2 separate regions of the Homo sapiens genome follow, and region 1 is linked to region 2. The links are chromatin contacts, found by Hi-C in ENCODE. All regions are on one chromosome and are shown on one strand. The core of a region is the stretch at or near the end of the contact, and the rest is flanking DNA. Distances in the headings are between cores, read along the strand shown.

Evidence for each region. A loop is a pair of places that touch in the nucleus more often than their neighbours do. Pooled maps may share reads with other maps.
Region 1: a pooled map shows a loop between it and region 2 (3-fold over the local background). The contact joins two enhancer-like sites. A Hi-C loop is called at or near these places in 7 of 168 maps with a recorded cell type or tissue (A673, Right ventricle myocardium inferior, cardiac septum and 3 more), 2 of 37 single-sample maps with no recorded cell type and 5 of 50 pooled maps.

What each region holds. Positions count from the first base shown.
Region 1 is chr12:108,662,374-108,666,140 of GRCh38, reverse strand. The region is part of intron 3 of CORO1C (coronin 1C); the gene reads left to right. Among named protein-coding and RNA genes, the nearest start is that of MIR4496, 28 kb to the right of the region's middle. RefSeq lists an enhancer at 1,369-1,438. Within about 2 kb of position 1,665, at least 24 of the 41 ENCODE cell types and tissues checked have a DNase peak (open chromatin) inside an H3K27ac peak, as active enhancers do.
Region 2 is chr12:108,928,460-108,931,897 of GRCh38, reverse strand. The region is part of intron 11 of SVOP (SV2 related protein); the gene reads left to right. Among named protein-coding and RNA genes, the nearest start is that of DAO, 50 kb to the right of the region's middle. Within about 2 kb of position 1,562, at least 3 of the 41 ENCODE cell types and tissues checked have a DNase peak (open chromatin) inside an H3K27ac peak, as active enhancers do.

The sequences.
Region 1 (3,767 bases), core at 416-2,915, 270 kb after region 2:
TTCTGCTCTACTTTCACCTAAGTCTTGTTCATCCTTAGAGGTCACCTCCTCAGGGAGCCCTCCTGGGTGGACCAAGCTTGGTTAGCAGGAAGCTAATTTCGTAGTAGTGCGGTCGGCTTATGCCAGCATAGCATTGGTTGCACTGTGCAATAATACCAACTAACACTCAGTGTCTGCCTTATGCCAGGCATTCTTCTAAATGTGTCAGTTTCATGTTACCATGTTAGTCTTCAAACCGCCTCACAGAAGGCAGGTTCAATATTAAGTCCTGGAAAGGTTAGGTGAATGTCCTCAAGGTCACACCACTATGTGACTGAATCAGGAATTCAGTCACATCAGTCTGGCCAGAGCCCATAATCTCAGCCCTGCTGTGTACTGTCTCTGCATTCTGGAGGCACTATGTGTGTGTCTGGCTCTGTGCTGAGGGTTAATTAATTCCTTAATTCTCTTAGCACACCTCGCAGGCATAGGTACTAATGTTTTCTCTATGCAGTGATGTTTGCCAGGATCATCACAGGTAGTGGCCCAGGCAGGATTTGAACCAGACTCTGCCTGACTCTGGTGCTCACTCTCTAACTGTCTGTATCACACCACTTGGATTTGTTGTCTTTGATTTTCAGTCTGATAGAAGTCTCTGCTTTCTGTTAGACCATCAACTTCTCAAGAGCAGGGCCTGTATTTAGTTACCCAGTACTAGATGGGTTACAATACAATTTATTGTAACTCAATAAATGTGTTACAAGAAAGAGTTAACCAAGGTAGTAAAATGGCTTAGGTGCTTGTCTTATGTGAATAAACCCAGCTGAGGGAACCGTTAAACCAGCTGGAGGTGAGGTAAAGAAGGAACACACAGAGTTTCCTTATTTTAAAAATTAATAAATGTTGCTTCATCATTAAAATTTTCTTTTAATCCAGGAAAAGATGATGGGGAGAAGCTAGAGAAAGGAAAAGGTTAAGTCCCCATTATGAGCTCTGCTTCTGCCCTCATATTTTAAGGTTGGAAATGCTGATTATAAACAAAGTCTCCCATCACTCCACGTCTCATTAGTGATTTGGAAAATGCACTAGCTGTGCTCAGAGTGAGACACAGAGGCGTTTTCAGTCCTTGCAAGGAAACCCAGCAGGCCATGGTTGGGGTGCCATCTGGAGATTGAAGGTGGTATTACCACTCTGTCAGTTCTAAGTGGGGTCACAGTGCATCTTGCAAAATGCTTTTCCTGTTGAGTCACTGAAGTCCCATTTCATAATTGTTTTTCTGTCGACTTCATGCTTTGATCAAATTAGTAGTCACTGTTTTCTGTTTGTTCTGTTCAAAATGTCAGTCCTGCTTTATATTCAGATAGTCAAGTTCAATGTGGAGTTGTTTCACTAATCATAAATTCTTGAATAAAAATAGTGCATGTCAGGATGAAAGCTAACATGCAGTAATGGAGGAGAGCAGATGCCCATGTTCTCCGCAGGGGAAAGAGGCCTGGGTCAAGGTCTCTTCCGCAGAGGGAGGGAGAGGGCAGGGTAGGTCTTCCTTTTCCTTCTATGCTTGTTCACACCTGCCTTGCTTAAAATTTGGCTCTGGGGAAATTAGGTGATGTTCTAAGCTTGGGCCCTCAAAATGCAGGTTTATTTTTGTTATGATTTGCATAAGGGGTTATATTTAGCCTGGGCAGAATTTAGCTGTAAAAATGAACAAATCACTCAACTCATGACTTTTTCCCACTCTTCAGAATGGCAAACTTTTTGTTCTCATTTTTTGCAGGACAGTAGAACTGAGCTGAACCCTAAACACTCATCCAGTCTAGATCTCTGCCTTCCACTAAGCAATTGAAAACAGACAATTGTTTGTCTCCTTCTTTAAAGTTCCCACAAAGGAAAATTCTTTTTCTCACGTGTTCTAGTGTTGAACATGATTTTTCATTGACAAGTTCTTAAATTTTTCATGAGCTAGTTCCTCAAAATCATTTTCTGATGGTAAATTTACTTGTTTTAATCTTCATGTAGAAGATAATGATTTTAAACTTTAGCTTTTTCATAAACTTAAATATTATTTAATATCTGGTCTTCGGTAGGGTTCTTGATGCTACTCAGCTTACCTGTAACTCAGCCCTTTTCTTAGAGGTTGTTTGTTTCTTAACCTTTTGAAACCTTTGTTGTTCATTGTTAAACATAAAGTCTTTCATTCCTTCCACTCATACTTTCCCTGTCCCTTTCTCCCCCTGTGCCCAGGCATGTCCCCAATTAAGATGTGGTGAGTCTTCTGCATGTCTTCACTAGTCAAGAGGATTTTCTTAAATAACAAGTTTTATTGAGATATAATTCACATAGAATTCACTCATTTAAAATGTACAATTCACTGAGTTTTAGAATATTCACAACCATCACCACAGACAATTATAGAAAATTTTCATCACCTCATATAGAAACCCAAATCCTTTAGCTATCACCCCTCCACCTGCCTCCCTCCACTCTCCCCAACACTAAGCAACCACTATTCTACTTTCTGTCTTTACGGATTTGCCTATTCTGGACATTTCACATACATGGAATCCTGCAATATGCGGTCTTCTATGTCTGGCTTCTTTCACTTTGCATAATGTTTTTAGAGTTTGCTCATGTTGTAGCATGTATCAGTACTTCATTCTTTTTTATGGCCAAATAATATTCCAGTGTATGAATATGTCGCATTTTGTTCAGCCATTTATCGATAGATGGATATTTGGGTTGTTTCCACCTTTGGGCTATTACAAATAATGCTTCTATGAACATTCTTGTACAAGTTTTTGCATAGACACATAGTTTCCATCCTCTTGGGTATATCCCTAGGAGTGGAATTACCGGATCATATGATAACTCTGTTTAATCATTTAAGGAACTGCCAGGCTGTTTTCCAAGGTCTGCCACCAAATGGTGGCTATACCATTTTACATTTTCACCAGCCATGTGTGCAGGCTCTGATTTTTTCACATGCTTGTGAACACTTGTTATCTGTCTTTTTGATTCTAGCCATCCTAATGGGCATGAAGAGAGAGCTTGTGGTTTTGATTTGCATTTCTGTAATTACTAATAATGCCAAACATCTTTTCATGTGCTTTTTCGCCATTTATATGTCTTCCTTGAAATGTCTATTTAGATGACTGGCCTATTTTTCAATTGGGTTATTTGTCCTTTGGTTGAATTCTAAGAGTTCTTTCTATATTCAGGCTATGGGTCTCTTATCAAATGTATGATTTGTAAGTTATTTTCTCCCATTCTGCAGGTTGTTTTTTCACTTTCTTCATAGTGTCCTTTGAAGCACAAAAGCTTTTAATTTTGATGAGGTCTAATTCATTTTTTTCTTTTGTAATATTTTCTATAATACATGTTATAAAAATATTAAGTGTATTTTTGTTTTCCAAGTGTAAAATTATAGAAAATATGTTTTAAAAACTATGTCATCCCATCAAGAACCACAGACTTAGCTAAGTGTCTTCATTCCCATTCCTTTTCTTGAGTGTTTCAATCATTTTGTAGTTTTCTTTCAATTTTTTGCATGCTTCTAACTGGAGAGTTTTGAACTTAACAAGGAATTTAGAATAAAATCCCAAATAATATTAAATAAAAGCTGAGAGGAAATGTTTTGTAGTCCTTGTTGGTATCCTGATCTCCGATAACATATTACATTTTAAAAACAGCCGATACTTGGGAGTCTGAGGCAGGAGAATTGCTTCAACCTGGGAGATGGAGGTTGCAGTGAGCCGAGATCGCGCCACTGCACTCCAGTTTGGGTAACAGTG
Region 2 (3,438 bases), core at 313-2,812:
CAAGTTGGCTCTCCACCACGGCCACATAACAGACTCACCCGGGAAGCATTTTTTTTTTTTTTTTTGAGACGGAGTCTCGCTCAGTCGCCAGGCTGGAGTGCAGTGGCGCAATCTCGGCTCACTGCAAGCTCCACCTCCCGGGTTCAAGTTATTCTCCTGCCTCAGCCTCCCGAGTAGCTGGGACTACAGGCGACCGCCATCACGCCCAGCTAATTTTTTGTATTTTTTAGTAGAGACGGGGTTTCACCATGTTGGCCAGGATGGTCTCAATCTCTTGACCTCGTGATCCACCCACCTCGGCCTCCCGAGGTGCTGGGATTACAGGCGTGAGCCACCATGCAGAGCCGGGAAGCTTTTAAACAGTGCCCAGACCCATTTAATCAGGACTTGGGAGAGCAGGTGGAGCTCAAGCATTAGTAAGTTTTAAAAGCTCTCCATGTGATTCTATTGTGCAGCTGGAGGTGGGAACCTCTGGACAAAAAGAAACAAATGCAAAGAAAAGTCTATATGCTTTTTTATGCCTGTGCTTTTAAGCCATTCTGACTTTTAAGATAACACTAAATTCTCAGCATTGAACTCAGGTTAGAGGATAAAAGAATCAAGTTCCTGCTTGTGTTCGGGGTTTGCCCAATTATCTTTTATATTAGGCCTCTATAATCATAGTTAATAGTTTTGTTTATTGGTATAAGGATTGAGTGAGGTAGTGGAGTCCCATCTCACTGTGGGGGTGTGGGAGAGTCTGTGTTAAATGCTCTGCTGATGTGCTTTGATTGTAGAGTCAATCACAGGGTTTGGTATTGACTGAGCACAGATTGCCTCTCCTAAGAGTAGAATGCTTAAGCTAAGCATCCTAATGCTTAAACTAAGGATTCAGGGGAATGTCGTAAAACAGGGGTTAGCAATCTTTTTCTATAAAAGGTCAGGTAGTAAATATTTTAGGATTTGCAGGCCACATAACTCTGTTGTTTGTAGCAGCACAACAGTGGACGGCATATTGTTAAATTAAGTCCAGCCTAAAGCTGCCTCCTTGCATATTTTAAGTTCAGCCTAAAGTTTCTCCATACATAGTGAGCTGTATGAACTGTAACCTAACTGGATGTGTGAACAGACTGTAATCTACTCTTGTGCCAATCGCTGATTTCCGCCACTCAAAAGCAGTCAACTCACCAGGCGTAGTGGCTCATGCCTGTAATCCCAGGACTTTGGGAGCCGAGGTGGGAGGATCACCTGAGGTCAGGAGTTCAGGACCAGCCTGGCCAACACGGCGAAACCCCATCTCTACTAAAAATACAAAAATTAGCTGAGTGTGGTGGCACATGCCTATAATCCCAGCTACTCAGGAAGCTGAGGCAGAATTGCTTGAACTGGGGAGGCTGAGGCTGCAGTGAGCCGAGAAGACGCCACTGCACTCCAGCCTGGGCAACAAAGCGAGATTCTCTCTAAAAAAAAAAAAAAAAAAAAAGCAATCAACTGTTCAAACTCTATTCAAATAAGGCAAACACTGAGCTGTAACCAGTCCAGCAATTTCTGTATCTCACTTCCGTCTTCTGTTACTTTCCTGTTTCTGTCCATAAACCTTTAAACACTTGGCAGTACCAGTCTGTCTCTGACCCTATTCTGGCTTGGGGGCTGCCTGATTCACGATTTACTGTTTGTTCAATTAAACTCTGTTACATTTAATTTGTCCAAGGTCTTTCTTTTAACAATATAAATGAACAAGCATTGCTTGTGTTTCCATGCAAATTTGAATTTTGGGTCATTTTTATGCCTCATTATTTCCTCTTCTTTTAATTTCTAAAAATCATTCGAAAAAAACATTTTTAGCACATAGGTCAGGCAAAAAACAGGCAAGGGACCAGATTTGGTCAGAGTTTGCCAACCCCTGTTGAAAAGCTCTCTCTTATACCTGGGTGGGAAAGTAAAACTGTAGAACAAGCCCACAGCTGGAAATTAGGAGACCTGGGTTCCAGCACCAAGTACCTGTGTCACTTTGGGCAAGTCATTTACTTAGTATGTATTTTCTACACGCCAGGTACTGGTCTATGTGTCAGTGTCCAAAAAAGCCAGAGCTGGACAGAAGTGAAAGCAGTGAAGGAAAATTTCATTTAGTAACAATTGCAATAGGAGGAGAGAGACCTCAGTATAGAACTGGGCTCCTTTCTGTATACGCAAGTATTCAAAGTGGGGATTTATAGCCAGGGAGCAGGGTGGGGGAGTCAGTGGATGGAAAATTACTAAGAGGAAATGTCAAGGATAAGATGGTTTCTGGTTAAACCGACTTGATAGGATTATTGCTGGGCCAGGCTCATACTCGTAATCCCAGCACCTTGGGAGGCAAAAGTGGGAGGATTGCTTATGCTCAGGAGTTCAAGACCAGCCTGGGCAACATAGTGAGACCCCATTTCTACAAAATGTAGAAAAAATTCGCATGCCTGTGGTCCCAGCTACTCAGGAGGCTGAGGCAGGAGGATTGTCTGGGCCTGGGGAAGTCAAAGCTGCAGTGAGGTGTGATCACACCATTGCATTCCAGCCTGGGCAACAGAGCGAGGCCCTGTCTCTAAAAATATAACTAGCTAACTAACTAACTAACTAACTAAATAAATAAATATTTAAAAAGGACTATTGCTGAAGGCAAGTATAGGGGAGGAAGCATATCTTTCCTTCTATTCATCCTGGTTTTATGACTGAGGCCCCTATAACAAAAGACAGATTAAGAAAAGCATATGAACGTATTTCATCTAAGTTTGATGTGGCATAGGAGCCTTCATAAGGAAAGGAAGACCTGGAGAAATGGTTAAGCCTGAGTATCTTTGTGCCAGATTTGATGAACAGTGGAGAGTCGTAGAGAAATATGACAGGACGAAGAGTGTGACCTAGTGGTAACAAACTGGGGGAAAGTCAGCAAGGCCTGTTCAGATTCTTTTCTGTCCCTGTGTCTTTGGAGATAAGGATTTTCTTTTTCTCTGGGTATAGGCAGGGCACCTCTCACCTGAGGGTTTTATGATTTGCTTCAAAATAAAGTCATAAAATGGCCGGGCATGGTGGTTCATGCCTGTAATCCCAGCACTCTGAGAGGCTGACGCGGGCAGATTGCTTGAACTCAGGAGTTCGAGACCAGCCTGGGCAATATGGTGAAACCCTGTCTCTATCAAAACTACAAAAACTGAGCCGAGTGTGGTGGCGTGCATCTGTGTTCCCAGCTACTTGGGAGGCTGAACTGGGAGGATCGCTTGAGCCTGAGAAGCGGAGCTTGCTGTGAGACGAGATTGTACCACTGCATTCCAGCCTGGGTGACAGAGTGAGGTTCTGTCTCAAAAAAAAAAAAAAAATCAGAAAATCCGTCTGGGTTTTATGACCTGCTTCAGGGGTGAGGGGCAAAGGAAGGTCAGAGGCCCCTTCTCCACATGCTGTTTCTCCAATTATTTTGACTTAAAATAT